2 separate regions of the Mus musculus genome follow, and region 1 is linked to region 2. Evidence: chromatin loops called from intact Hi-C (ENCODE). Cell type or tissue: gastrocnemius. All regions are shown on one strand. Each heading gives the region's core, and the rest is flanking DNA. Links, peaks and the distances in the headings are about the cores only.

The links. Peaks named below come from ENCODE experiments on the same cell type or tissue, not always from the same donor. Only the 100,000 strongest peaks of a DNase experiment are listed, where the experiment ranks them.
Region 1: a loop joins it to region 2, with 4 times the contacts of the local background. A loop is called at or near these places in 24 of 42 quality-filtered maps.

The regions. Positions count from the first base shown.
Region 1 is chr3:89,244,798-89,260,403 of GRCm38, forward strand. Krtcap2 (keratinocyte associated protein 2) reads left to right here and starts at 1,641. Exons shown (of 5, transcript NM_025327.3): 1 at 1,641-1,718; 2 at 1,981-2,135; 3 at 2,268-2,331; 4 at 4,277-4,343; 5 at 4,774-4,932. The coding sequence starts at 1,715. The coding sequence ends at 4,894. It overlaps Trim46 (tripartite motif-containing 46), which reads right to left and starts at 1,100. Exons shown (of 10, transcript NM_183037.2): 1 at 918-1,100. The coding sequence starts at 980. It also overlaps a transcript of Dpm3 not described here. In gastrocnemius, for the core only: a CTCF peak has its summit at 5,767; DNase peaks (open chromatin) are centred at 5,783 and 6,682; H3K4me3 peaks cover 1,700 bases; H3K27ac peaks cover 2,738 bases.
Region 2 is chr3:89,300,000-89,315,605 of GRCm38, forward strand. It overlaps Gm34014 (a long non-coding RNA gene), which reads left to right and starts at 3,041. Exons shown (of 3, transcript XR_867453.3): 1 at 3,041-3,301; 2 at 10,864-10,992; 3 at 13,306-13,902. Efna3 (ephrin A3) reads right to left here. Exons shown (of 5, transcript NM_010108.2): 5 at 13,900-15,568. The coding sequence ends at 15,438. It overlaps Gm33845 (a long non-coding RNA gene), which reads right to left and starts at 2,981. Exons shown (of 4, transcript XR_375824.3): 1 at 2,823-2,981. In gastrocnemius, for the core only: a CTCF peak has its summit at 8,278 (motif pointing left); a DNase peak (open chromatin) is centred at 8,306.

The sequences.
Region 1 (15,606 bases), core at 2,669-10,668, 57 kb before region 2:
CCCTTAGACGCATGACTGCTCCCCGCGGCCAGGGTGCGCTAGCTCTCTGAACCGGCTGGGCACTGGCCGGCGCCCCAGCACCCATCCTCCATTCTTCAATTCTATTTCTTCCAGTCTCCCCAAATCAACCCATCTCTCTTTGCCTTCTATACTAGAGCTATCAGACCCAGTCTGGTGGAGAAATTCGGCCTGTTTCAACCCTTTGCTCAATCTAGGGTGGGGGAGGAAGGAGCGCCCCGCCTACCTGCCCCCTCCCCACCGGAAGTATCCCTCCCCCTTTTGGTGAGGGGTCTTCTGGCTATTCCCCACCCCCACACCTCACCTTGGTCCCTCTCTTCGCAGCCATCCCGGTCAGGGGCGCAGCTGACACAAAGGAGGGAGGGAGAGGGAGGGAGGGGGAAGGAAGTGGTGGGGGGGAGCAGGGTTGGCACCGCCTCTGGGAGAGACGGGCACGGGTTACCATGGCAACGGGAGGCTGCACGGCAGCTAGCGGGGGGGGGGGTTGGGGGCGGTAGGGGGGGTGGTCGGGAGGGGTCCAAATTGGGAACTGCACCCAGGAGCGGTTTTTTCATCACCCCACCCCACCCCCCGCCACACCTGTCCTCAGTTTCTTGGAAAACATCCAAGCTCACACATGCCCCTTCTCATAGCCCTGGTGCACGCCTGGCAGCTACCCCAAGCCTACCCGCTGGGTCCGGGCAGCTTCTCGCTGCCTACACCCCAGCAAACGGGAGTCTCACCACTCGGCTGTCCCCAGGATCCCTCCACACTTGCGTCTCCGCCCTCCCAGTCATTTCTGTCTTAACTAATCCCTTCTCTATAATCCATATTCTTCCTGGACCCCCACCTGTTCAAGGGTCTGGCTTGCCCCGACCCTTTACATCCCCTCCCTTCCCCTTGACCCCACCTTAACTCACACTGATGCGGACTAGTGCATCCATGATGGAAGTGAAGGTCTGCATATCCTCACCCTCAGCCATGGCCCTACTGTGCCCGCCCGCCCCCGGGTGCCCGATCCTGGCTGCTGCTGCGAACCCGGGGCTTAATGCAGGAGCCGGGTGGGGTGAAGGGAGGGGTGGGGAGGGTGAGATGTCACTGCGCATGCTCCAGGGACTAGCTTCGAACTGCGTCCGTCGAGGTAGGGGGTGGGAAATAGTTCTTCCCACGTGGTTCTCCAAAGGCGGTCTAGGGGGTGGGTAACATGGAGGGTATTTGAGGTAGGAACCATTCCTCCTATTAGAAGCTTGCATCGATTCCTGGTCATACTACTCACATAAAGCACGAAGCTCGTTTCAGAAGAACAACTCCAGGTGGACGGTGCTACATCTTGGGTGGCACATATCTTCGGGAGTTGTTGAGGCAATTATAGTGGGTCAGGGAGGTCTGAGGAAGTTGTACGGGAGATGACATGAATAGCAATGAAGGCACAGGTGACTCTAGGCCATGGGATCATGACTGAAAGATGAGTGCAGCTTGTCCAGAGAGACAGCAGATGCCTTGGCTACAGAAGGCTGGAGACCAAGCAGGGCGGTGGCCTAGAATGCTCTTAGAAGCATTATTTCCTCCTTGCCACAAGAGGGCGCTGCACCCAAGGCGCGTAGAGGAAGAAGTAAAGCAAGTCCACGTTGGCCCCGACGCCTGCGTACAGACAACCGCGCCGGCTTTGGCTCCCCTCTTTCTCCAGGGACACGGATTGGACCACGGACGGGGCGTGATGGGTAACCGCACCGGCGGGATGCCCGGGCTGCTCTAGCGGGAGTGGGCGTTGGGGTGGTCCTCTTTTCTCCGTAGCCTCGGTAAAGCTGACGTGTCCTGGGAACTAGCATTTCCTCCGGACAGGCGGGAACTTGGGTGTGCAGGGCCGGGTGGTTCCTGGAGGTCGCTGTGGGGTGGGGGCTGGGTCACTTGGAAGTGGTTGGTGAGCCAAGCTCCGGAGTGAATCTGCCTGAATCTTAGCCTGACTCTTTTTCTCATTTATAGTAGTCGGTACCGGGACCTCCTTGGCGCTGTCCTCCCTCCTGTCCCTGCTGCTCTTCGCTGGCATGCAGATCTACAGCCGCCAGCTGGCCTCCACCGAGTGGCTCACCATTCAGGGGGGCCTGCTGGGCTCCGGCCTTTTCGTCTTCTCCCTGACTGTATCTTCCTCGCGCTGGAAGGGGAGGCGGGGGTGTATGAACAGAACATGGGCGGGAGTGGGTGGCAAGGGCTTTGCAGTCCCTCTACTTCCTATCTTGTTGCGTGAGTTTCTCCTTAATTACATCACCCAGGCCTTCAATAATCTGGAGAATCTGGTCTTTGGTAAAGGCTTCCAAGCAAAAATCTTCCCTGAGAGTAAGTGAAACTCAATAGTTAACTGGACTCTTTTTTTTTTAAACCTCTCCCAAACATGATGCCGAATTTCCCTGTGCTTAGATGATAAAGGAGAAATACATTTGCTTAACACAATCTTGAAGACAGAAGATGCTTTCAGATTAAGCATTTTATTGGAGCTGGAAGAGAAGCACAAAAAGGGGGGAGGGGAGGGGAGGGGAGGGAGAGGAAAAGAAAGAAAAAGGCCAACCTGGTCTGCTCTCAGGACAGGTTTCAAGTGAACAGTCAAGCCTGGGCTGATGTCTGATAGGCATCCAGGAGAAGGTGTTCTTTGTCCCTGTGAGAGAAGAAAGCAAAACCAAGCCCACTGAGGGATTCTGATGTGGAACTGAGCCCGCACTATTGACTGCTGCTGGAGGAGATTGTGAAGTCTGTGTTCACTGGGATGTTACCAATAGCAGGACCCCTGACAGAAGGAGAATAGAGAATAACCGCTAGAGCTCACTCTCTTTCTCTGCATCCGCTTGTTTCTCTCTTCCTTTCTTCTCCTCCCTTCTGTAGCCCACACTGGCCTTGAACTTCCTGTGTGGCTGTGAATGACTAAACCCTTGACTTGCTGATCTTCCTGCCTCCACTTCCCAGGTCCTGAGATTAGCACTACCTCATGTAGTTTATGAGGTGCTGGCGATTAAGCCCAGGTCCTTGAACATGCTAGGCAATCTCTCTCCCAATGGAGGCACATCTCCAGCCCTGATAGATCAGTTTTTGTGTGTGATAATTCTTGTTAGATGGTTCATATAGAGATCTGATGGAGAATAGGGCTCATAAAACAAAGTCGGCATCAGGACCGAGCCACTTGGAAAGCCACATGCTGGGAAAAGCAAGCAGTTGTGGCCCCGTGAAAGACTCACCCAGAAACCCCGAAGCCCGCCATTGTTGCTGTCTTCACGGCCCTGTTGGAGGTTTCCAGAGCTTCCGCCCAGCAATGCCCAGAGCTTCTGTCTCTTCCACTCTGTCCCATGTGTTTCTTATATGCTGAAAGAAATTGTTGGAAGGCAAAAACCTTGTCTTTCAGCCAGACAGTGATGGCACAGGCTCTTAATCCTAGCACTAGAGGCAGAGGGAGGCAGGTCTCTGTGAGTTCAGGGCTAGCGCGATCTACAGAGCAAGTTCCAGGACAGCCAGAGCTACACAGTGAAACCTGTCTTGAAGTGAGAAGAAAAAAATCCTCTTCTTTGCCTTCCTTTCTGGCTCCAGCTGGACAAGTGGACCTCTTAGCCCCTTCCACCCTCTCATCCGTATCCTGTCCTCTTAGAGAAGCCATAATCCTCTTTCCTAAGTCATGGGAACACGCCTGCTTTCCGCCCTTCTAGAACATTTTATTTATTGATTTACTTTTGAGGCGGGATCTCACTATGTTGCCCAGGCTGGCCTTCCCACTGTGTAGCCCAGGCTGTCCCTCCCTTGGATTCCTGGGCTTACGTGATGCTTCCTGCCTTATCCTCCGGACTGGCTTGCTGTGTAGGCATATACCACTGCGTTTTCGCTTTCTTCTGTGTATGTTCGGGGGTTGGGGGACCAGGAAGTTAAATGAAACGTGGAGCCAAGCTAGTCAAACAAAACGCCATTCATATCTTCCCTTGGTGTCCTGAACAAGTGTTCAGGCACAAGGCATTTGAAATCCCTGCTTTTATTAAGGCATACCTATTTTGTTTGTGTTGTTTTTCTAGTCAGGATTTCTCTGTGTAGCCCTGGCTGTCCTGGAACTCCCTCTGTAGAGGAAGCTGACCTCCAGCTCACAGAGATCTCTCTGACTCTGCCTCTAGTGCTGGGGTTAAAGGTGTATATCCCCATGCCAGGCAGGACGTACGTTTTCAAGCAGGTTCCTCACAGGGTTCTAGACTGCTCCTACTTTTCCGTTGCTCTTTTGACCGCCTTCTGATTGACCCTCTTCCTGTCTCCCCAGTTCTCCTCTGCTTGCTGTTGGCGCTCTTTGCCTCCGGCCTCATCCACCGAGTTTGTGTCACCACTTGGTACGTATCTGACAGCTGGGCAAGCGGTGCAACAACACCATGTCTTGTGGGACCAGATCTTCCTATGGTGTTAATAGTCCCTTCCCTTCCCACCATATGCCACCTCCTCTGTCCCCTCCCCCCCATTATTTTTTTCAAAGCTTTTTTTATTTATTATATGTAACTACACTGTAGCTGTCTTCAGACACACCAGAAGAGGGCATCAGATCTCATTACGGATGGTTGTGAGCCACCATGTGGTTGCTGGGATTTGAACTCGGGACCTATGGAAGAGCAGTCAGTGCTCTTAACCCCTGAGCCATCTCCCCACCCCCACCCCTTTTTTTTGTCCTTAGTTTCCCAGGCCTAAATCTGAATTCTTTACCTGACGCTGGTGTCTGCCCTAGTAGCAACATGCCTATTGGTTTAATGACTTATTTTCACCCCCTAGCTTCATCTTCTCCATGGTTGGTCTGTACTACATCAACAAGATATCGTCCACTCTGTACCAGGCAACAGCTCCAGTTCTCACACCGGCCAAAATCACTGGCAAGGGCAAGAAGAGAAACTAACTGTGAATGAGTAATAAAGTTGTGTCTTTGTAGCTGTGTCTGTGAACTGTGACAGTTGACCTCATCTGCCAGTGCCCAAGCTGGGCAGGTGCTGCAGCATCCTTGCCCTCCACTGACAAGAGAGTCATTGTGGGAGAAGAACGCAAAAATGATCGGGGTCTTAACCTATGGGGAGAGAGGTTAAACAGTAGATAATACAGGAGGGCCTGCCTTTCAGAACCTAACTGGTGTGCGTGTGTGTGTGTGTGTGGGGGGGGTATGTGCACATATGTTGGGGTGGTGCACATTGCGTGCGTGTAAGGACCCTGGGTTGGTCACCGACCCTTGCTTCTTCACTCTGGCAACCTTGTTTCCCTCCCCCATTTATCTTGTCTTCAAGATATTAAGAAATCCATAAGTCTCTTCAGGTTAGATCAAAGAGCAGCCAGCCCACAGCCTCAGCCAAGTCTTGATGGAAATGAGGCTGTGGCCCCAGACCCTGCTTTGTGCTGTCATGAGAAGCAGCTCTCTGTCCAGGGTGCTTGTCCTTTAGAGCAGCAAGGTTCCCGCCCCCTCCCCCCCCCACCTCCCTCTCCCGGTGGATGCTCCAAACTTTAGGAAACACCCATTTTGGTCACTTTTGTATACTCAGTAGTGCCTGAGAGTGGGAAGTAGGTTGGTTGAATGAAAAAACTTATCCTTCAACCCTTCTAGGACAAAATCCTACACATTTAGAGGCACCTAAAGGTTAGGGAATAAGGCTCAGTAAAGATGAAGCCAAGCGTCTAAGGAGGTCTGGTGAAGGATTATTAAGAGGCCACACTGCCCAGTCAATCACTCTTTACCTGGCCCAGGAGGAGGAACTGCACAGTTTGCATAAAGTGCTGACAGAGGGCGCTGTGAGCCCATCGATCCTGGATACTCAGGCCGACCTCTACCTGCATATTGGTCCTAAAGGACTAGGCAGTGCTCTAATTCTTTGGAAGCCAATCTAGGGAACTCAAGGGGCCAGGCACCGTACTGGAAAGCTAGAAGCATCACTTCCTGTTCCTGGGCTAGGAGTTGGACAGAATTTTCAGTAGAGATCACAGAGTCTTTCTGAGCCTGGCAGTTGAAAGCTCATCTAGTGAGGTTGAAGTGTGGCGTGTAGAGCGCTCTGAAGGAGGGATGGAGGGTGTCCAAAACAGGTCCTGGGTCTATGGGAAGGTCTAAGTCAGACCTTGATTTTCTCCTTGCCTGGAGTGGGAGCACTGGGTAGGACACACATAGCCCTGGGATATGGCCTCCTGAGGGTCAGAGGCTTTCAGAAGGCTTGGGTGGAGTCAGGCAGATAACAAATACCACTTCTAAGGTTTAGGTATGTGAGGGGAAGATCAGAGGTGACCCAGCAGTGCTAAGGAATCAATGTCACCTACTGTGTAGGACCAGGGGCAGTATGTGCCTCAGGAATAATGACCCATCCCTCAGGAATGGGTGGATTTACAAGGCAGGTCGGCGCCAATAGCAGCTTTACACTCAGCCTATCTGTGGTGTCTAGTTGTAGGCTATACACACCTGACCTGCCAATTAACCCTGACAGAGATATCACAGTCTCTAATCACCATCATTAGGTAAAGGGACCCGAGGATATGGTGCCTTCCAAGACCTGAAGGTGAAAAAGACAAAGGAATTTGGGGTTCCTGGGACTGCTCCAGCCGGGTGGCAGAAGACCTATGGGAGAGCGGGGCATCTCCCCACCCCCACTCCCCGGAGGACAGAGGGAGGCAGATGTTTCCTCCTGTTCACTCACACGTGGCAGCGACACCCACAGGCACCCGCCCCCAACTCCGGAAACAGGAGTAAATAATACGTGGGCGGAGTCGCTGTAGTCTGGCCTGAGGCTTCTGGCCCCTGACCTGACATGCTCCTTGGAGTCAAAGGTGATACCACCCTTCAAGAAGGCAGTGGGACACTGAGACTGAGGCAAGTGGACTAGATTGGCCTCCCTCCCCGGGACAGGCACAAGCATGAAGAGTGCCTGGCATTTAGGGCATACCAATGGGACAGGGCGGGACCTGGGGGCGCCCAGGGCAGGCGGGAGGGCTAGTCTGCGCCAGCCCTTGGCTCCAGCCCTTTCCGGCCCTTATTGTCCTTGGTGAGAACCGGACACTGTCCTGTTCCCACTGCCCCCTGCCTCCACAGCTCTGCTCCCCAGGGCCTGGGGAAGGATGTTGGGAAACAAGAGAGAGGCAGAGACCCATAGAGACAGAGAAGCTGAGAGACACAGAGACAGAGGCACAAAGGAAAGGGTTCTGTGAGAAGGATACACTGAAATCTATTGTGAAGGCACTGGGTGGTGGGCTCTGTGGGAACCTTGGTAGAATGGGAAGTTGGCAGCCCTGCCTTCTTTGGGGGACTGCTGGAGTCTACAGTCCTTGACAGGTTACAAATAGTGCTACCTCCTAAGCAAACAATGCTCAGAGCCCTAAGGCAGACAGCCGGGGCACTTAATTGTCCCCTATAGGTACATTTCTTGGCTTCCCTTCCAGGAAAATGGAAGTTCCTGGGGGCTCAAGGGCCAGAGCCAGGATCTGGCTCCTCAGTCCACCCCTTCTAGGGCTGAGAGCCAGATGTGCATATACAAGCTGTACCATAGATGCTGCTTGGTTGAGTTCCTGCAGAGGCACAGGGAGAAGCCCCTAATTGGCTATAGAGTTAGGCGTTCTCAAATACCTATAGCAAACAGCTTTAGGTCAGCTACTGGGAGTGAAGACTTCAAAGCTTTCCCTTAGGCTCCAAGGGGCAGCCACACCCAGCTAGGCTCTTCAGCGCTCTTCAGGCTCTTCAGGCCCGTGCCAGGTGGGAATCCTGGGCCCCACAGGTCTCAGCAGTTCCTTCCCGGGATTCAGATCCTTTGCCAACTGGAGAGAGGTCCAGGTCCCTAGATCTATAGAGGTTCCAGCGACACTCAGAAAAAAAAACAGGCATGCGTCTATTTAACAAATTATTTTTCTTGCACATGTAGAGTGTGTGTGGTGTCCTCACATGTATGCATATTCACAAGCACACAAATGGGTGGATAGGCACACATAGGCATGCAAAGTTGGAGGTCCAAAGTTAAAGTCTAGTGTCTTCCCCAGCCTCTCCTTATTTATTGAGGTAGCATCACTGAATCTGGAGCTCACAGACTCCAGTTAGTCAAGGTAGCCAGCGTGTCCTGGGACGCCCTTGTCTCTGCCTCCTGGGTGCTGGGACTACAGGAGGTTGCCACGGCCACCTGGATTTTTGGGATATGAACTCCTGTCCTCACCTGGCCCTTTCTCCACTGACCCATCTTCCCCAGCCCAACATGAACAGTTAGTTAGCATGGTGTGGCAAGTGTGCTAGCCACACAGTCTGTATAGGACTCAGAAATTCTGATGATAAACTAAGATTCTATTATGTCCCTTCAAGGTCTGTGGCAACGGGCACACGGGATTTGCTGGGCTATTCTGTGTTATGTATATTTGAAAACTCAAAAGTAAAAGTTCAATCTTTTTTTTATGGCCAATTCCTGTTTTCCTAGAGGATCTGACTCCAGCTACACTGGGGGACAACACCAGAAACTTTAAATTAGAGCCATCACCACCACCACCACCCCACCCCACCACACCCCCGAAGCAATAAAGTCTAAGCCAAATGGGTTTCCTTACTGTGAGGAGGGAACCTCAAGGCTCCCAGAGAATGTCTCACACCTTGAGAAAGCCGGGAAAGAAAAGCAGAGGGGGCCTCCAGGGCAAGAGGCAGAGGTCAGGGGAACTTAGGGGAACTGGAGAGCAAAAATACTGACCCAGGCTCAGCAGAGAAGGGCTGTATTCTCTGTGTCTAGGTAAACTGCCCTGAGCACTGCCCTCAAGCACTTTGAAAGGATTTCTGGGGCTTGGGTGTGTGCATCCACCTGTGTGGGGAGACTAGGGGTGAGGCTAGTAAGCGCAAGGTGCAGGGACCCACCCCTTCCAGCCCTGTCTCTAGACTGTGCCCCAGACCAACTTTAGGTTTGTAGGCACTGGGAGACAGTGGAAAAGAGACACTTCTTTTTTGGGGGGGGGGGGAAGGTGTTTCGAGACAGGGTTTCTCCGTAGCCTTGGCTGTCCTGGAACTCATTTTGTAGACCAGGCTGGCCTTGAACTCTAGAAATCTGCCTGCCTCTGCCTCCCAACTGCTGGGATTAAAGGCATGCGCCAACATGCCTGGCTGAAAAAGACGTTCCTTACGTTTGTTATTGCTGCTTATTTTAATGTGCTCAAGTGTTTGCCTCTGTATATTTATGTACACTGTCTGTGTGCCTGGTGCCTGCAGAGGTCGTAAGAGAACACTGAATCCTCTAGAACTAGAATTACAGATGGTTGTGAACTATTCTGTGGGCACTGGGAACATAACCCAGGTCCTCTGTAAGAGCAATAAGTGCTTTCAACCTGAGTTGTGCCGTTTTTTTCCAGCCCTGGTTGCTTTTTGATACAAAGTCTCATGTATTCCAGGCTAGCCTTGAATTCCTTGTGTTGCTAAAGATAACCAGTTTCTGGTCCTCTTACCTTCACCTTTCCAGTATTGGGACTGCAGGTCTGAACCACCAGGCCTAACGTTATTTGGAACCAGGTATAGATCCAGGGCTTTCTGCACAGTAGCACAAGATCCATTCACTGAGCTACATCCTAGCTCCAAGAGATGCACCTTGAATTAGACAGCTCAGAGGTGTAGTTTGAACTCTGACACTGAGCAGGTGAGTGACAGAGGCAGATTGAGTGACAGGAGCAGATTGAGTGGTTTCTCCACACTTTAGACTCCTTGACTGTAAAATGAATTGAATAATAAAAAAGGTTTGAGGGGCTGGTGAGATGGCTCAGTGGGTAAGAGCACCCGACTGCTCTTCCGAAGGTCCAGAGTTCAAATCCCAGCAGCCACATGGTGACTCACAACCATCCGCAACAAGATCTGACTCCCTCTTCTGGAGTGTCTGAAGACAGCTACAGTGTACTTACATATATTAATAAATAAATCTTAAAAAAAAAAGGTTTGAATTAAATCTAAATCCTGAGGGAAGTCATATATTTAAGAAACGTTTGTTTTTATTCTTTTCTTCCCTTTTTATTTTGTCTTTTGTTTTTGTTTTTGTTTTTGTTTTTGTTTTTGTTTTTGTTTTTGTTTTTTCAAGACAAGGTTTCTCTGTGCATCCCTGGCTGTCCTGGAACTTGCTCTGTAGACCAGACTGGCCTTGAACTCAGAAATTCACCTGCCTCTGCCTCTTGAGTGCTGGGATTATGGTGTGCACTACCAGGCTCGGCTGAGGAGTATCTTATATGATGATGACACCTTTTGGGGTGGGGCAGGTACTAAGGTCTCACCATGGTAGATGAGTACTTTAACACTGAGTTTTAGATGAGATTAATTTATCTTAAAGGGGGCGGGGCAGGGTGCTGAGAGATGGCTTAGTGGCTGAAGCGCTTGTACTCAGTTATCAACTGGGTTCAGATTCTCAGGTTCTATATAGACTGCCAGATGGGTGTGGTAGCCTATCTGTGATTTCAGGCTTAGTGGGTGGAGACAGGAGGTTCCTAGAACAAGCTGGGTGGCGGGCAAGACTAGCCCTGTGAGTGAGTGAGTGAGCTCCGGGTTTGCATGAGTGATGCTGCCTCAAGGAATATGGTGGAAGAGCGATTAAGTATGATTCTCTCTCTCTCCCTCTCTTTTTTTTCAAAGATTTTATTTATTTCATATATTTGAGTACACTGTAGCTCTCTTCACACACCAGAAGAGGGCATCAGACAGATCCCATTACCGATGGTTGTGAACCACCATGTGGTTGCTGGGAATTGAACTCAGGACCTCTGGAAGAACAGTTGGTGCTCTTAACTGCTGAGCCATCTCTACAGCCCCAATTATAATTCTTTTTATTTTTTATTTTTTTATTTAGTTTTTATTTCTTTTCTTTTTTTAACTATTACTTTTTAATTTTGCGTGCTCACTCAGAGTGTGGTGTGTGTGTGTGTGTGTGTGTGTGTGTGTGTGTGTGTGTGTGTGTTGTGTGGTTAAGCCAAAAAAGGTGGCTGGAGAAACAGCTGTGGGTGCTGGGAACCGAACTCTTATATTTTTGGTTGTGAGCCTATCAAGTACAATTCTTGACATCACTATCTACACACACACACACACACACACACACACACACAGAAAAAGGAAAAAGTGAAGGAGGCCAGTGGAGGTCACTTACCTAGCACACAAGAAATCCAGGATTCAATCCCAGCTTGAAAAAAAATTAGATTGGTAGATTTTGTTTGTTTGTTTGTTTGTTTGTTTTTTGAGACAGGGTTTCTCTGTGTATCCCTGGCTGTCCTAGAACTTACTCTGTAGACCAGGCTGGCCTCGAACTCAGAAATCTGCCTGCCTCTGCCTCCCAAGTGCTGGGATCAAAGGCGTGCGCTAACACTGCCCAGCAAGTTTCTGTTGTGGATCAGCATCATCTGAACAGCTGAAGGTCAGATAGTTAGAACAAGACATGGCTGTCCCTTAGTGGGAGGGAGCTGAGCAGGAACACAGCCTCTGGACTTGAGCTGAAATACTGGAACTTTCCTGGGCCTTGGCCTGCTGACCCACCCGTCAGGCTCTGGACTTGGCTGATTCCATGACTGCTGAGCCAATTCTTTAAAAGTCAGTCTACCAGGCCCCTTCTCTCTGCCACTGGCTCTGATTCGTGGGAGAACCCTGACTCATGCGCTGTTTTCACAAAAGGAAGGAAAGGCTAGCCTGACTGCGAGACACTACACAATCTTGGGACTGGCAGGCAGCACACTGTCAACACTCACAGTTGCTGTTCCCATGGGCTCCGGTCTCCAGCTTCAACATTTTTTTTTATGTATATGAGTACACAGCCATTGTCTTCAGGCACACCAGAAGTGGGCATCTGATCCCATTACAGATGGTTGTGAGCCATCATGTGGTTCTGGGAATAGAACTCAGGACCTCTGGAAGAGCAGTCAGTGCTCTTAACTGCTGAGCTATCTCTCCAGCCCCTTGAATATTGTTTTGTATTACACGTATTTATTTGTGTGTGCTCTGTCCGGTATGCCTGTGGAGAGTAGAGGACTAACTGTGGGAGTCAGTGCTCTCCTTCTGCACTGTAGAGTAGAGGACTAACTGTGGGGCCAAGGGATAAAACTCACAGCAAGCCCCTTGACGTGATGAGCTACCTCCCCAGCCCTTTTTCAGCTTTCCTGGGGTACAATCCTGCTATATTGTACTAGCTGGCATGATGCTTGAGACCTAGCCCAGGATGGTCGCAAGCATGTGACCATCCCTTAGCCTCAGCCTTCTATGTGATGGATGTTTCTCTCTACCTGATATAATAAATATTTGTTTGCTGCTTGTCTCTGTCTTACAGTATCACTTTATTGAAAGGAGGGGATTTGTCTGCTTAATAGATCGGCTTAGTAGGTAAGTCCTCAGTCAATTTTTTCTTTTTTGCAGAAGTGAAGCTTTGAACCCAGAACCTGTGGATACTAAGCAAATACTCCACCACTGATCTACACTCTGCTCAGAGCTGCTCATTTCTTACAGCAGAGTCTCACTGTGTTGTGTTGTCTAGGCTGGTCAGACTCAAGCTCAGGCTAGCCTATGGCTTCAGTTCCCCGAGTCTCTGAGACTGGGACAACATTGTACTTCCTTAGCTAACAGGTGTTTTAGGTGGCAGGGGGTCCTTGTGCCTACAGATAAACAATAGGAAACCCAGGAATGTCAAACATGAAGGATTGTCTCAGTGTAGGAGAGCTATACCTGTTTTCCACACAGAAGGCTGGGAGTGCCTGTAGTTAGTAGCCTGGTGTTCTGTGCAGTCTCTAGGGCCAGGGTACAACCAAACCCCCAGACTCTCCCTCCCTAGACCTTTATATTCAGTTTTGTTTCTTAGTCAACAGAACCCATCCTTAGGGGAGATGTTACATGTGCTTAATAGCTTGGTGACTGCTGTGCTCGATGTATGACAGAGAACACAGGAGATTCTCCCCTAGGCCCTTAAGCTGTCAAACCCATCTTTATGGAAGACGTCATATGTACTTTGCAAAAGTATTTCAGTGTAGTCACGCCTGAAGCCTCACTGTGCACACGGGATTGAGATAATTGTTACCAGGAAACTTTTTCCCCAAACTGTACATTTAGACATGTTTAGTCTAAAATAAACTGCCTGGTGTCAGACCTTCCAAGTTTGAACCAGCGCTGTGCTACGTTGTGTCGAACCTCATTCCTTTATTGCCTCCTGCCGATTGTCTCTGTGCAGGCAGTGGGCATTTGCAAAGACCCCACTGGTGTTTATGACAGGCTGTCAGGACAGCCACCAGTAGCATACCACAGCACGCTGGGCTCTTCGGGGAAACAGCTTCTGCCTTGAGGCAGTTTGAAAACACTGAACTCAGATGAGCCCCATGTTTCTGCCAACTGCTCAGCTCTATTTCTGGGTCCTTCCTCCCTAAGGCTGCCATCGTTTCCTGTCTGGATGCTTTAGGGCAATTTCTCTGAGAACCCTGATTCACCTGAACCCTTTCCCTAATCAGGACGACATCTTTGATTTGTCATTTCCCAGGAAAGCCTGTCTGTAATTTTCCCAGTATGTGTTTTGTTGATTATATGTATGGCTGTTGTTACCCCCAGGAAACTGTGGGGACCTCACCTCGAGGGCAGGGATGGACAGAGTCTGACTACCTGGAGCCCTCCTGAAGGACTCAGTAATCACCCGTGGGCACCTGTATGTAGGTGAACCCCTGACCAAGCCCTTACCTTCACCATAAACTCATCTCCTCAAGCTGCTGGTGGCTGACCCTAGGATTTGTGCATGCTAAGCAAGCGCTTTACTACTGAGCTGTACGGCCCTGTACCAATACCTTTTGACTTATTTGCTTTTATGTCTGTGCTTTGCGTGCCTGAATGTATGTGCACTAGGTGTGTGCCTAGTGCCTGCAGAGAACAAAAGAGGCCATCAGATCCCCTGCAGTTATAGATGGTTGTGAACTCTGTGGAGGTGCCAGGAACTAAACTCAGGTCCTAAGTGCTCTTGCCTGCTGCCAGGAGTGCTTTATAATAATTGCTTCTTTATTAAACCGGGTGTGGAGGCACATGCCTTTAATCTAAGCACTCCAAGGCAAAGGCAGGCAGATCTCCATGAGTTTGAGGCCAACCTGGTCTACATAGAGAGCTCCAAGACAGCCAGGAGTACATGGAGAGATCTCATCTCCAAAAACCAGGAAAAAAATAGATTTTTAAAAATTAATGCATGGTATGTACACTGCTGTCTGTGAAGATCAGAAGAGGGTTATAGATCCTGTGGGTTAGAGTTATAAGCAATTGTGAGCTAGCTGATGTAAGTGCTGGGAACTGGACTCAGGTCCTTCAAAAGAGCAGTATGTATCTCTTAGCCACTGAGCCATCTCTCCAGCTCCCTAGCACAACACAAATGCTTTACAGGGGTCCACAGTCACCTGGTCCTGACCAGTTTTCCCAGCCTCTCCTGCCATTTCCACCCCGTGATCGTGATCGTTCTGGAGACAGCCACAAGAATTACTCAGCATGATCTGTCACACCTTCAAGCCTTTGTTCAAGCTGTTCCTCAGCTTTGCAAGCTGCCTCTGCACGCTGCCTCCCGACCTAGACAGCTCTTACTCATCTTGCCAGAGTCGAGTCGGGTTCCTGGGCATCCCTGAGCATCTCCTCCTCAGCAATCCAACCTTGCTTCTCTGTGTTCTGGCTAACAGGAAACCTTCCTCACTCTTCAGTGGCTAGGAGAAGGAGCCCTCAGGATTAGACTTTGTTTCCTTCTGAAACCTAAGCTAGAAAGGTAGAAAGTGCCAGCAACCACAAGCAGAAGGAATTTCTCTCAGACAGTTCTGAACAGTGAAAGGTCGGTGAAGGCAGTGTGGGTTCTTGGTAAGTGTTTAGCGGATACTATCTTTACTATGTGGATGGGTGTTTTGACTGCACGTATGACTGTGTACCGTGGGCAAATCCCCTGGAACTGGAGTTAATGATGGTTGTGAGCCACCATGTAAGTGTTGGGAATTGAATCCAGGTCCGCTGGCAATATGTGCTCTTAACTGCTGAGCCAATTCTCCAGCCTCCACATAGTTGTTGTTATTGCAGTTGCGGTTACTCCTCCTCCTCCTCCTCCTCCTCTTCCTCCTCCTCCTCCTCCTCTTCCTCCTCTCCCTCCTCCTCCTCCTCTTCCTCCTCTCCTTCTCCCTCTCCCTCTCCCTCTCCCTCCTCCTCCTCCTCCTCCTCCTCCTCCTCCTCCTCCTCCTCCTCCTCCTCCTCCTCCTCCTCCTCTTTTGTCTTCCCAGTCAGGGTTTTTCTGTGTAGCCCAGGTGTTCTAGAACTTGATATGTAGACCAGGCTGGCCTTGAATTTACAGAGACCTGCCTTCCTCTTGCTTCACCTTTCCAAAAGCTGAGATTACAAGCCCGAGTCATCACATCTGGGTCCTGTATTTACTTAAAAATGTACAGGTGAAAAGGACCTCCTACTGGCTCAGGGCGCCCAAAGCAACATTCTCAGCACCATGGTGATAAACTGCCCCAGAGGGACAAAGGGTGGGGGGAATAAGAGGCAAAGATTAGAGATAGAGGAGGAAGGAGAAGGGGAAGGCAGCAAGTGGGGGGGGGGGGGAGAGAATGTTTGTCCCAGAGGACAAAGGACTGCCTCTGAATAGAGAGGAGACAGACAGGGCCTCATGGGCAAATGGT
Region 2 (15,606 bases), core at 4,008-12,007:
AAATTATTATCATTATTTTTATTATTATTATTTTAGACTATGGAGACTTACTATGTTGCCCAGGTGGGCCCTGATCTCCTGGAATTAAGCAATCCTCCTGCCTCAGCTTCTAGAGTTCCTGAACTATAAGTGTGCTTGACAATTCCCGTATTCTTTTGGAGTTCTGTTGACTTCTGCCAGGCAACCCCTCCCTACTCTAAGCCCTTATTATGGTTAATAAGTTCTCACATTAAACTTCTCCTGCTCAAAGTACTGTGTGGTTTCTATCTCCTGATTGGCTAGCTGGTGTAGCAGCCCACACTCCAGGATGATATTGCCTCTTTAGATTAGCCCTAGGTCAAAGACTGCTCTGCTTTTGCCAAATATCACTTAGCAGTGAACCTTTGAAGGGTCAATCCACCTGGATGTTGTGGCAAACACCTGGGAAAGTGCAATTAGAGTGATCACAAGTTCAAGGTCAGCCTCACAGCCTGTTCAAGGCTCACATGAGACCCTGCAATCCCCCAAAGGCAAACCATTTGTCTCTCTGTCCTGAAAAACTCATGTAAGTTTCTGAGGAAGGCTTAAAAGTATTGAAAGAAATGTTTTAAAAAGTCTTCTATTAGGGCTGGAGAGATGGCTCAGCGGTTAAGAGCACTGTCTGCTCTTCCAGAGGTCTTGGGTTCAACTCTCACCAACCCCATGGTAGCTCACAACCATCTATTCAGTGATCTGTTGCCCTCTTCTGGCATGATGGTGTACATTCGGGTAGAGCACACATACATAAAAATTAATAAATATTTTAAAAAATCTAGCATTAAAAAACATTAAATGCCTAATGTCTCATATTCAAACAATAATTGATTATTTAATCAGTAATTCAATCAATAATTGTTAGGTATGTGAGAGTATCAGATCCCCTGGAGCAGGAGTTACAGACAGTTGTGAGCTGCCATGTGGGTCCTAGGAACTGAACCCCTTTCTTCTGGAAGAACAGCCAGTGCTCTTAACAACTAATGTTATCTCTCCAGCCCCAAGTTTATTAATTTTTTTAAGATAGAGGGATATAAGAGAGTGTTTAGTGAGAAGAAAGGGAAGGAAAATAATGTATATACACAGACACACACATATACACACATATACACACATACACACACATATACACACACATACACATACACATACATATATATTCAAGTTGGGCACAGCAATGCACACCTGTGATCCTGGCACTTGAGGGGCAGAGGCAGATTGATCAGGGATTTAAGACCGACCTTGAGCTACAAGATGCTGTCTCTCTCTCTGTCTCTCCCTCCCCCTCTCTCTCTCTTTCTCTCTCTCTCTCTCTCTCTAAGATTTTTATTTATTTATTTTATATATATGGTGAGTACACTGTAGCTATCTTCAGACACACCAGAAGAGGGCATCAGATCCCATTACAGTTGCTGAGAATTGAACTCAAAACCTCTGGAAGAGCAGTCAGTGCTCTTAACCGCTGAGCCATCTCTCCAGCCCAAGATGCTGTCTCAAAAGAACAAAAAGTAAGAAGGGTTGGTCTGATACATGTGAGTATTTGAGGCCCTGGACTCATCCCCCTATCTCAGTCTCTACTCCCCTCCCACCTCAATACACTGTACAAAAGAGTATACATGGGGCTGGAAAGAGAGCTCAGTGGTTAGAGCACCTGCTGTTCTTACAAAGGACCTGGTTTTGATTCCTAGCACCCACATGATAGTTCACAATCATCTGTAACTCCAGTTCCAGGGGATTCAACACCCTTTTCTGGCTTCTGGCTTTGGCTCCTAGCACCCATCTGTTAATTCACAACTCTCTGTAATTCCAGTCCCATGCCCTCATCTGGACTCTCAGGGCAATCTGCACATACAGGATGCACAGACAGATATGCAGGCAATACACCCATAAATATACACCGTAAAACAGAACTACAATAAATTTACTGATTATTATGGCTACAAAGCCAGGTTGAGGAGGAGTGGCTTTTGATTTTTAAAAATATGTATTTATTGTCCGCATATGTGTGTGTGGTTGCAAGCTCATGTATGAAGTCAGAGGACAATCTGTGAAAGTTGCTTTTCTCCTTTCACTATGTGGGTTCCAGGGAGCAAACGCAGGGTCAGGCAAGTCCCTTTACCCTCTGAGCCCTGCTGGCCCTAATTTGTTTTCTGTTTTGTTTTGAGACAAGGTTAAGGCTGAACTCCTGCTCCACGTGCCTTTATGATTTAATTGCTGTGTGAGCCACCATGCCCAGCTTCCAGGACATTGTGTGTTGAGGGGATAGGCGTGTGTGTGTGTGTGTGTGTGTGTGCGCGCGCGCACGTGCTTGTGTGTGTCAGGCTTCCTAGAAGCCACTACACCCTGCTTATGATTTGTTTTCTCTTCTTCTCCTTCTCCTCCTTCTCCTTTTTCTTCTTCTTTAATAACAGGGTTTCTCAAGCCGGGCGTGGTGGTGCACACCTTTAATCCCAGCACTTGGGAGGCAGAGGCAGGTGGATTTCTGAGTAGAGGCCAGCCTGGTCTACAGAGCGAGTTTCAGGACAGCCAGGGCTACACAGAGAAACCCTGTTTTTTTTGTTTTGTTTTGTTTTTTTGTTTTTTTGAGACAGGGTTTCTCTGTATAGCACTGACTGTCCTGGAACTCACTCTGTAGACCAGGCTGGCCTCTACTCAGAAATCCACCTGCCTCTGCCTCCCAGGTGCTGGGATTAAAGGTGATTGCCACCACCACCCAGCTATAATTTCTATTTTCATTCACTGCAATGGAATGTCTAAAGGCTGTCGTAGGGTCAATCTAAGGAACGTGGCTACTGAAAGTTTGTACTCACCCCTCTGTTTGCGTAGACGCGCTTGCTGTCCTACGGCTGCCAATAAATGCTTACAGAGGTTGCACTGCTCAGGTTGAGCACCCTGGCCGCTGGCTGCTCCCGACCAAAGCTACAGCACTTAGTACTGCTGCTTTTTGGTTCTGCCTTCCTTAGGTTGTCTTTGTAGCTGCTGAGAAGCAGCAAAGAGGAAAAACTTAGGAGCAAGCTCACCGCGTGAAGACTAGACAGGAGCTGACCCCCTCTCCAGAAGCCTATGGCGCAAGAGACAACTGAGCTGGAAGTCTGTGTCAGTGCCTCTGGAATAGAAAGTGAAGAAAGACAATTTCAGACGTTTAAAGGCTGAAACAGTCAGTCAGAGACAGGCTTTCACTGTAAGATATGTTTTCTTAAAAAAAATCCTTCAAGCAGAAGAAAATTGACAGCTGATAGAAATCTCCATCCACACAGAGGTCGAGAGAAGCTCAACAAACAGTAAACCTGTAAGTGCTTTATACTTTCTTTATTTTATTTTATTTTTGAGACAATATCTCACTTTATAACCCTGGCTGGCCTGGAACTGGCTTTGTAGACCAGGCTGGCCTTTGCACTCACAGAGATCCACCTGCCTCTGCCTCCCAAGTGCTGGGGTTAAACAAATGCTGGGGTTAAAGGTGTGCAGCATCACACCAGCTGTGAACAAACAAACAAACAAACAAACAAACAAAACAGTTGATGGGGGCTGGAGACGTGGCTCAGGGGCTGCGCTTGCGGAGGACCTGGGTCGGGCACCTAGATACTGACTTACTACCAACCGTAACTTTAGTTCCAAGGGACCCAGCTTCTGGACTTCATCTGCACCATGCACTTGGGTGGGGTACAGATATATAAGCAGTCAAAGCATCCACTTCCACACACAGTACACATTATATATAGTGGGCTGTGTACAAATAAGCCCACTATATCTAATGTGATATAGTGGACAGCCGGGGAAAGCAAGGGTTGGGAGACAGGGCATAGACTGAGCCTTTGGTCTGAAGTATCTGAAGACTGAATGTGGTCTGAGGATGCCTTCATTGTCCTAAAGGGAACATGTTAAGCAAAGCTGAAATGCGCCAGTACAGGGAATGAAATGAAGCTCGCTCTGGTCACAGGGAGCCACCAGCTGCCCACTTGGCAAGGCAACGGGGTGGGGCCCCTAAGTCCACGGAGTCTTCACCAAACTGGTGTTCCAGATAGAGCACCTCTCCTTCTTAAGAAAGTGCTTCCAGGGCTGGAGAGATGGCTCAGCGGTCCAGACTGACTGCTGTTCCAGAGGTCCTGAGTTCAAATCCCAGCAACCACATGGTGGCTCACAACCATCTGTAATGGAATTTGATGCCCTCTTCTGGTGAGTCTGAAGACGGCGACAATGTACTCACATACATAAAATAAACAAATCTGAAGAAGAAGAAGAAGAAGAAGAAGAAGAAGAAGAAGAAGAGAAAAGGAAGGAAAGGAAAAGAAAGGAAAAGAGCTTCCAAATTGACAGACTGCTATAGGCAGGATGGAGCAAGGGGGGGGGCACAATCCCCCTGCCCCCACTTGTTCTTCCTAGACCTGGAATCTCAGAGACTGTTAGATGTCAGGGCTCAGCTGTCAGTGGCCCCAGAGAAGGTGGGCCCCAACAGACAGGCTGCCTGACAGACAAAGGGTCACAGATTCATGGGAGACTCTCCAGGGGACTCCATTCTCACAGCTTCTTTAACCCTGGGAAAGGTGCTCCCGCCAGGGTGGGGCCAATGTGGCATCTTAGGGAGTGAGGAGTAACCTCACTCAAGGACCGCTGTTCACAGAAGCACTCTGTGTAAGAAGGGCGTGCTCTGCTCTGCCTGGGACTGTTGTTATGACTGTAGACGCTATGAAGCAGCAGCCTCTGCCCTCTGGATCAGCTTGTTTGGGCTGCTCCATCTCCCTGCAGTAAGGGTGGGCCTCCATTGCTCTTCTTCCTTCCAGTACCACCTAGCAAGCTGTCGACCATCCCAAGGCCTCGGATCCTTCTCAAAGCCACCTCTGACAACCCACAGTCACCCTAATCCAGGTCCCGTGTCCAAAGCTGTGCATTGTTTTGTTTCTTTTGAGAGGGAACTGCATGTACCCCAGGTTGGCCTCTCTGTATAGCTGAGGCTGCCCTTGAACAATCCACCCTCCTATCAGCTCCTAAGTGCTGAGCTTACAGGGTTGTACCAGGAGGCTCAGCTAAACCCAAGGCACAGCTCCAATCAAGCTGTGTGGGTAACTGGCACTCGGGGAATAAGGCAGACTTTCAAGATCCATGGTGGAGGCCTTTCTAGGGATCATTCCCTTTTTCTCAGTCTTGGAAGCTACCTGTCTGTCCCCAGTGCACAGAGGAGTACAGGATCAGCTTTCTTGGCCACGGGAAGTAGTGTAGGCTCTTTCCTTATGGGCTTGTGTGGGGCCCAGGTAGACAGACATGGGCATGGCCCCACGTGGGTGAGACAGACACTTGTCAGTCTCCACCGGCCCTTCCCTGAGGCTCAAAGTCTGGATGTGTGTGTGCGTTTGTGCCTCTGTGTGTAACTGGGTAAGCCTGTCTGTGGTGTGGGCAGAAAGGTCTCTCTAACCTCAGGCTAAATTCTTCCAGATAGTCCTTCATTGTCTTCTCCATCTGCAAAACAGTGTGTGGGAGGAGTGTTCCAGCCCCTGGAGGGAGGTCTGTGGGCATCAAGGTGCTGGCCGTGGGCTGTGTCTCTGAATATGTGGGTAGAAGCAGGGAGCCCTGCTCTCTAGAGATGCCTGAGTTGCTTTTGTGTCTTGTGTGTGGCTGTGGCTGGGCCCTGCAGATCCCAGGAATGAGAACACAGCTCCAATACCCCTCTGCCCTTTCTGCCCTTTCCCAGACTCCTGACTTTGCCCAGTTTGTTTGGCCACTGCCCTTGTTGGCACCACACACTGTTTGTTTTGTTGGGACTGTCAGCTGACTTTTATGGCAACTGTGTCAGCCTGTGTGACCCTGGATATAAGTGTGGCTTGGGTACCTTGTAAACCCCTTTCCTTGTGTGTATAAGCTGCAGTCGGAAGTGCTTCGAGCATGCACACCTGTGTGTGCGGTATGTCCGTGGTCTGTGGGACTGAGGCTGTCTGTGGGGATCTGAGCTAGTTGGTCCCTCTGGCATAGTGTGAGGTCCCTTGCACCTCAGCTGTGTAAACAAGCCCATGTTTTCCTTTCTAAGGCCCCTTCAGGGTTGTTGCCCCATTTTCCCCACTGAACAGCGAGTTTGGCTGGGTGGGGGTTGGGCAGTTGTGAGATTCTGGGAACAGGAGTGAACCGGAGTGTGCAGTTATGAGTTAGAATGTGGATTAAGCAGTGTTCCCTGGACAACCCCAGTCTCTCAGGGCTGGGCGAGCCTAGTTCTCCCTGGTTTCTGTGCTGGCCTATCCAGTCTTTTATAGCCAGGCTCGACAACCCTACAATTACCAGGGGCCAGATGCTGCTAAGAAGGCCTAGAGATTGGTATTGACCCTCCAGGGGAGGGGGCGTATCTGCCCCACTGGCCAAGCTAAGGGAGACTAGAGGAAGCTGGACTCCCTGATCAAGTTGCAGGCCCACAGCCTGGGTTTCCCTGCTGCTCTGGTCCTGAAGAGTCTTTGGTTGACCAGGCTCCAGCAAGTCTGGCCCTCCCTTGGGACAGTCCCACACTTTCCCAGTCTTTTGTCCTGGGGCTAAGAGTGTCCCTATATCTCCCACCCATGTTCTCCATGCCAGCTCCTATTCCCCACCAGGTTCACCTCCATCTTCATCCATGCCTTCTGCTCCTTCACGGCACAGTCCTTGTCTCTTGGTTCCAGCTGGCATCCTGGTGTCCATCTCAGATGCCTCAAATGTCACCACCACATTCAACTGAGGTTCTCCAGCTGCCACAAAAGCAGTGTGTATGTGTGTGTGTGTGTGTGTGTGTGTGTGTGTGTGAGAGAGAGAGAGAGAGAGAGAGAGAGAGAGAGAGAGAGAGAGAGGAGAGAGAGAGGATGCACAAGATACGGGGGCTGAGCAGCTCCAGACTGGACAAGTGTAGACTAGTCCAAGCCCACCCCTGCTCTTCCATGGCTGACACTCCTTCACCCTTTCATAGTTCACAAATTGTTCCCAAACCAGGGGTGGGCAGTGGCTCAGTGGGCTACAGTATAAGACTCTGTCCAAATAAACAATAATAAAAGAGCCAGGCGTGGTGGCACGTGTCTGTAATGCCAGCACACACAAGACTAATGCAGACAAATCACTTCCAGCCTGGAGTGTAGTGCAATACCCTGGGGTGGGGGAGGAAGCTGGGACTGGAAGGATGGCTCAGTGGTTAAGGGCATTTGCTGCTCTTGCAGAGGACCTGGGCTTGACTCCAGTTTCAGGTAATCTGGCATCCTCTTCTGACTTCCATAGGTACCAAACACACACACACACACACACACACACACAGAGTCACATAAGCATATGGGGCTAGAACACTCATACACATAAAATTAAAATATAAATAAATACTTTTTAAAACCTGGGCAAGGGGCTTGAGAGATGGCTTAGTGGTTAAGAGCACTGATTGTTCTTCCAGAGGTCCTGAGTTCAATTCCCAGCAACCACATGGTGGCTCACAACCATCTATAATGGGATCTGATGCTCTCTTCTGGTGTGTCTGAGGACAGTGTCAGTACACTAACATATAGTAAATAAATAAATATTTTAAACAAACAAACAAAAATCTGGGCAAGAGTCGGGTGGTAGTGGCGCACGCCTTTAATCCTAGCACTCAAGAGGCAGAGCAGGCATATGAGTTCGAGGCCAGCCTGATCTACAGAGTGAGTTCCAGGACAGCCAGGGAATAAATATGTAAATAGGTAAACAAATAAATAGAAATAAAAAGTGGGCATGGCACTGTAACTCCCATGATGACAACACTTAGAAGGTAGAGACAGGAGGATCAGGTGGCCAGACCATCCTCCATAATGTAGGAAGTTCAAGGTCATCCTGGAATTCACAAGCCTGTCTCAATTTAAAAAAGAAAACAGAAAAAACAATGAAAAATAAACGAACACACAAACAAAAAACAGGTTTGGTAGCACACACCTTAATACTGCTTTGGGAGGGCTGGTGAATCTCTATGAGTTAGAGAGCAGCCTGGTCTACATAGCCAACTCTAGGACAGCCTGGATTACCTTGTCTCAAAACAGACAAACAAACAACTACCACCATCAAAGAAAAACCAAAATAAAACAAACAAACATCAACAACAAAAACACAAACAGAAGAAGGAGGAGAAGGAGCAGAAAGAAGAAGGAGGGAGAAGGAGGATGAGGGAGAAAAGGAAGGAGGAGGAAAAGGAGGAGGGGTGAGGAGGAGGAGGAGGAAGAGGAGGAGGAGAAGAAAAAAACCTTAACAACATCTCAAGCTCTACACATACCATGGCTGACCCCTCAGTCCAGATGCTCCGCCACCTGGTGGATATTAAGCAGAACTTCAGGCTGAGCGGGCTCCAGCCAAATCAGTAGGGCTCAGATCTCAGGCCTGGATTGCAAAGAGCCCTGAACCTGTCCTGGCCCTGAGCATAGCTGGCTGGAGCTGGCGCTGGGGCTGGGGCTGGCGCTGGCGCTGGCGCTGGCGGAGCTGGAGCGTACTCTCGTGCAGAAAAGGGAGAACATGGCTACTTCGAACCAAGCCTCACAGCCCATGGCCAACTTTGTTTTGGGGTGCGACAGTGCTGAATAGGCAAGACTCACTTGGGACCCTTCTTGGTGTCCTTGTTGCTATGAAGCTAAAGAAGGAGGAAGAAGCCTCTCAGGATATTGCCCATTAGGAGCCTGCTTTCCTACTGTGCAGACAGCTCCTTGGCTTGGTAATGCCTTACCTCAGAGCTCCCGTGCTTCAGGATAGGGACATCAAAATCAGCCAAAGACCAAGCCCTAGGGCAGCATCAGGATGGCCCTGGCCTGTGTTCATCTAAGTGCTGAGCCGGGTCCCCAGTTCTGCTCCTGCTTCTGCAGACCAATGCCCTGTGCTGCTTAATTCTAGCTGCCAAATAGACATAACCTAGAGTCCCCTGGGAAGAGAGTCCTAATCAAGTATTATCTCCATCAGGTTGGCCTTGGGGCTTGTCTGTGTGGGGCTGTCACGACTAGTAATTGAAGTAGGAACACCCAGCTCTTTGTGGGTGGCATTTCCAAGGCAGGGGGTCCTGAACAGTGCAAGATAGGAGAAAGCTAATTAAGAGAGTTGAATCCGGTGGTGCACACCTTCAGCCTCAGCATTCTGGAGGCAAAGGCACATGGACCTCTGTGAGTTCGAGGCCAGCCTGCTCTATATAATGAGACTTTGTCCTAAACAATAAAAAATAAAATCAAGCAAGAGCGCTGACATTTGATTTCCCTCTTCTTTCTTTTCTTTTCCTTTCTTTGTTCCTGACTTTCTTTCCTTCTCTTTCTTCTTTTAAAACAAAGTTTCCCTGTGTAGCCCTGGCTGTCCTGGAACTCACTGTTTAGACCAAGCTGGCCTCGAACTCACAGAGATCCACCTGCCTCTGCCTCCTGAGTGCTGGGATTAAAGGTGTGAAGCATCATTCCTGGCTTCACACTTGGTTTCTCTGTGCTTGACCATGGTGGTGATGTAACGTGACCAGGGGCTTCAACCTCCTGCCACAGTATCGCCTCTGCTGTGACAGACTGAAGTAAACTCCCTTCTCTCCTAAGTTGCTTTTTCACTAGAGGTTTTTTTTTTTTGTTTTGTTTTGTTTTTGTTTTTATTTTTGTCACAGCAAAACAAATGAACTAGAACTGTTCCTGACTGAGAGGGGGAATGTTCATGCTCAAGGTCAGGGAACTGGAAAGGACCTTTGAAGGGGTGGCACCTCCTCCTTGTCATTCCTTGTTGACTGCGGACATTTTCCCCTCTGAGGACTGTGTGTGACATAAGAGAAGATGAAGGCTCAGTGTACAGAGTTCTAGTCCTGGCTCTGACCTAGACACCTGAGTGCTTGTGTCTGAGTTACTACTCTCTCTGTCCCATCTGTCAAAAGAAGGGTCTAGAGCTGGAGAGATGGCTCAGAGGTTAAGAGCGCTGACTGCTCTTCCAGAGGCCCTGAGTTCAATTCCCAGCAACCACATGATGGCTCACAGCCATCTGAAATGGGATTTGATGTCCTCTTCTGGTGTGTCTGAAGACAGTGTCAGTGTACACACATACATAAAATAAATCTTAAAAAGGGGGGGGGGTCTGGATGACCCACCTCATGCTGGCTTGGGGTCTTCAGAACTTTTTCTCATCACAGGACAAAGAAATAAAAAGCCATGAGCACAGTCAAGGGCAGTGTGGATTTATGGGAAAGGTCCCAGGTGTTGATACAGGTGCCAATGATTAGAGCATGGAGACAATCAAACCCACTTTGTTTCTGTTGGTTTTGTGAGGCTGAGAATCAACCCCAGGACCTCATGCATCCTAAGCGAGTGTTCTCCCACTGGGCTACAGCTTAGCTCTTGAGACCCACTTTGATTGTCAGCCCTACCACTTGCCAGGCTGTGTAACCCTAGTCAAGCAATACAACATGTTAGACCAGTTGTTTTCAACCTGTGGGTCAAAGGACACTTTCACCCAGGTCACCTAAGAACTTTGGAAAATACAGATACTTAACATTATGATGAATAACAGTAGCAAAATTATAGTTATGAAGTAGCAACAAAAATAATTTTATTAGACAGTCGTGTGTGTTACTACAGTAGTGAGCAAAGTCTAAGAAGCCACAGAGATGAGAAAACAAAGATGTATTTATTTCACTATCCCCAAATCCACGGCCCCTTACAGTTGGACTATTTCTAGAGTTTAAAATTTTGTTTTTCTGCTGGGCAGTGGTGGTGCACAGTTTTTATCCCAGCACAGCTGGATCTCTGAGTTCGAGGCCAGCCTGGTCTACAGAGCAAATTCCAAGACAGCCAGGTCTACACAAAGAAACTCTGTCTTGGGAAAAACCAAACCAAAACAACAACAACAACAACAACAAAAACCCCAACTTTTTCTTTTACTTATTTTGTCCAGGGTATTGCTGATGTCAGAGGCCAACTTGCAGAACATAGTTCTCTCCTGCTACCATGTGCTCTCAGGGATCACCCTGAGGTCTTCAGGCTTGGTGGAAGGATCTTTACTCTCTTGCTAAGCCCTACTGTGGTAGGTTGAATGAGAATGTCTACTACAGACTCATATATTTGAATGTTTCATCACCAGAGAGTGGAATTGTTTGAAAGGATTAGAAGGATTAAGTGGTGTGGCCTTGTTGGAGAAGGTGAGTCTCTAGGGGTAGTCTCTGAGGTTTCAGAAGTCCATTCCCGGCCCAGTCTCTCTCCCCTTTTCTGCCAGAGCATTAGGACATAGCTCTCAGTCACTTCTTCAGTACCATGCCTACACGCTGCCATGCTTCCCACCATGATGATAATGGACTGTGAAAGTGGAAGTCGCTACCACATGCTTTCTTATATAAGAGTTGCCTTGGTCATGGCCTCTCTTCACAGCAATAGAACAGTGACGGACACACCTATTCTACATTTTGAAACCACAAGCACCCCCATGCCTCACCAGCCTTTCTTGGCCTAGAAATTTCAGGGGTCTTCACCTGACCCCTGTTCCCTCACAGGTGATGTCCACGCTGCAAGGCCTTCTGTACTCCACAAGAGAGCTAGCTGGCATTGTGTACTTCCTCCATGAAGCAGGCTTCCTCTGACCAAGCAAAGATGGGATTTCCCCGGCTATTTCCACTGCCCCTGGCAATTAACCATGCTATACTGCATCTGCTCCTCATCGTGTGGTGTGTGTGTGTGTGTGTGTGTGTGTGTGCGCACACACACACACACACGTGTTCACGAATTATTTTGTTTTGTTTTTGTGTTGTTGTTGTTGTTGTTGTTGTTGTTTTCGAGACAGGGTTTCTCTGTATAGCCCTGGCTGTACTGGAACTCACTTTGTAGAGCAGGCTAGCCTCGAACTCAGAAATCCGCCTGCCTCTGTCTCCCAAGTGCTGGGATTAAAGGCTTGTGCCACCACGGCCCAGCGCATTACTGATTCTTGATCACACACCATGTCCTGGTTAGGGTTACCATTGCTGTGATAAAACGCCGTGATGAGGAGCCAGGTGGTGAGGAAAGGATTTACTTGGCTTCCATGTCGTATATAGTCTATCACTGAAGAAGTCAGGGCAGGAACTTAAACAGGGCAAGAACCTGGAGGCAGGAGCTGATGCAGAGGCTGCCACAGAGGGGTGCTACTGACTGGCTTTCTCATCATGGCTTGCTCAGCCTCCTTTCTTATAGATCCCAAGACCACCAGCCTAGGGATGGTGCCACCCACAGTGGGCTGCCTCTTCTCATCAATCACTAATTGAGAAAATACCCTACACCCTGATCTTAAGGTGGTATTTTTTTTCAGCTGAGGTTCCCTCCTCTCTGATGACTACAGCTTGTGTCAAGTTGTCATAAAACTAGCCAGCACACCCTAAGAGATATGGAATTAAGTAGGAGCTGTCTTAGTTAGGGTTGTCATTATTGCAATGAAACACCATAATCAAAAAGCAAGTTGGTACCACACACACACACACACACACATCTGGGTGGCACATGCCCTTAATCCCAGCACTTGGGAGGCAGAGGCATGTAGATCTCTGAGTTTGAGGCCAGCCTGGTCTACAGAACAAGTTCTAGGACAGTCAAGGCTATGAAGAAAAACACTGACTCCAGAAACAAACAAACAAACAAACAAACAAAGGCAAGTTGGGGAGAAAAGGGTGGTTTATTTTGGTTTATGGTTTCACATCATAGTCCATCATTGAAAGATGTTGGGACAGGAACTCAAACAGGGCAGGAACCTGGAGGCAGGAGCTGATGCAGAGACCTTGGAGGAGTATTGCTTACTGGCTTGCTCATCACAACTTGGGCAGCCTGCTTTCTTATAGAACCCAAAACTACCAACCCAGGCATGGCACCACTCACAATGGGCTGGACCCTCCTCCACCAATCACTAATTTAAAAAATGCCTTACAGGCTTGCCTACAGCTGGATCTTATGGAGGCATATTCTCAGTTGTTGTTCCTTCCTCTCAGATGACAACAGCTTGTGTCAAGCTGACATAATGCTAGCCAGCACAGGAGCTTTAACAGTTGTTTGTGCACACACACACACACACACACACACACACACACACACACACACGCTCACTTGAGTATAAGTAGAAACAGAGGACACCATCTGACATCTCTCTCCTGCCTTTATGCGGCTTCTGTCATCAAATGCAAGTCATCAGACCTTCACAAGTGATTTGCCGTGGAGCCATCCTGGCCCGGGTCGTGTTTTGACAAAGCACATGTAGCCCACACTATCCTTGAACTCTGTCTTCTTACCTCAGTCTCCCAAGCAGCAGGATTACGGGTGTACAGCCCACACCTGGAAATCATCGTGTCTGAAAGTACAGACAATGTCTTCTCTGTCCCACCAGAACCTGGCTCTTGGCAGGTGTTCCTTGAGTATCGACTGTGAGCATGGAAAACTGGAGCCTGCCTTTCCTGTCTTTTGGTACAGTAGTGTGTCACACTGGTCCACCATCTGCCCTGGGTTCTTTCCCTGCTTGTCCTCCACTCCAAGCATCTGCTAGGTGATATCGAAAACTTACCAAGAAACTGCACACTCTCAGATAGGGTCGCACTCAGGAGTCTAGTCTGTCCTTGAACTTGCAGCAGTCCTCCTGCCTCAGCTCCACTGAGTGCTCAGACTACAGGTATGTACCACCATACTTGGCTACTGCTGTCACAGTGCAACAGACAGCCACATAGGAGAGATGTTTACCTAGGATCTAGCCTGTCCTTGGTGCCAATAAGAGAAGAAGGGTAGGGTAAGGTCCCTTGGGCTGTGAGAAAGTCACCTCCCTGTATCCTGAGCAGCTTCTATGATGGTCTCACACATGACCTGTCCTTTCTGCTCTCTTGACACGATGCTGTGGTTATGTGGAGCCCAGGCCCCAACAGGGTGCACATTTTCAAATGAATAAAACCTCAAAGTGTCATTATTGAAACACAGTTAAGAGACATTTACATTTTTGGTATGTAATATATATGTTTCTTTATTAACATGTTAAAAACAAGTAAAGTCTAACAACTATGATCATTTCAAAGTAGTGACACATAAATGATATTCTGAGATATAAAGCAGGTCTGAAAACATCTGGGATTTCTGTTGGCTACAAAGTCACACGTACTCTTTATGCTGCTGTGGCCTGTTGCCCAAGTACAGAAAGGGAATGTTAAACTTGTCACAGGTGAGTGAAAATAACCATGTAACTTTTTTTTTCCTATCTAGGATCACAAATCCCCTGAAATCCCTGGACCCAGCCAAAAGCTTCTGACTACAGCATAGAGCGCACCAGCCTGAGCCTTAACTCGGGTACACAGGGCCTGGGAAGCGGGTACTCACACCACTTTCCCTGTGGGAAGCCGGAGCCTAGAAAGGTTAAGGAACCTGCCCAAAGTCACCCGGGCTCAACTTGAAGCTCTGTCCCTCTCTCCACTCTGTGGCCTCTAACCTAGAATGCCTGCTCACCCGGGCCTTGAGCCCCACAGGATTGGTTCAGCCAGTGAAACAGAGGGACGTGGCCCCTTGAAACCACACACACTCAGGTATTTTTATCTCCAGTTTATTTTTTTTAGACTAAGAGCAGAGTATGAAAGTCACAGCCAAAGCACTTGAAAAAGGCCCAGGATGGGTGGGGACCACTTAGGGTGGGCAGGGCAAGGTCCTGGGAGTTGGTTCCCGGCTCAGGGCTGGAAGGGAGGGGGCATTGTTGTTACGGTCTCCAAAAGTGTCTGTGCGTTGCATAGGTCCTGTCTTCACAGAAGACAAAAGAGGGGCCAGGGGGGTCCCAAGGGGGGCCTAACCTGGTAGGGGAAGGGGTCTGAGTCTGGAAGGGGAAGTCGAGAAAGGTCAAGGTTAAGAAGGGGAAGGGACTCTGTCTGTCTGTACATTATATATAGAGATATAGAGTCTGTACATGCCTGTCTGGCACCCCGATGCCCACCCCTGTCCACTGCCTGCTCCCCCCCAGGGGTGTCTATTTGTAAACTTGGATTCAATCCAAACCACAGTCCTCTATGTGGGAGTGGAGGGAGAGGACATGCTTATTGCTGTAAACAGGGGGAGGGGCAGCCTGAGGCTCCACCCCTCACCCACCTAGTCCCCTCCCCATGTTCTGCCCCAGAGGAGAGGACAGGGGGCACCTCCCATGCTTCGTTTGTTCTCTCTGGGGCATATTTGCCTCTTGGGGGACAAAGAGGGAGGGCACCAAGGGTCAGGGAAAGGTACCAGGGGCCAGGGAGTCCTGAGCACTGCCTTTATAGCCCCCAGGTTTGGTACCAAACATTACCAAAGCCACAGGCCACCTGGGACCTGTGGCTGTCCCTGTGCCTGATCCACTACGGTGCCTGTCCTAGAGAGTGTGTGGGCAAAGAGGGCAGGCCCAGAGAGATGTACAGTGCAGACCCCGCTCCCAACCATGGGAAGAAGGATGTAGGCCCCACAGCAAGCTCCCTGCTCCTTCTCAGCCCTTCCCACCTCTCTCTGTCATAGGAAGGGGCAGAGCTAGGAGGCCAAGAGCGTCATGAGGAAGAAGGCGATGCCCACGGCCAGAGGCAGGTGTTCCCGCTTGGGGCTGGTCCCACTGATGCTCTTCTCAAGCTTGGGCACCTGGGGATTCTCTCCCTCAAAGTCTTCTGTGGAAAGATAAATAGGCAAACTGGTAAGGGCTGTG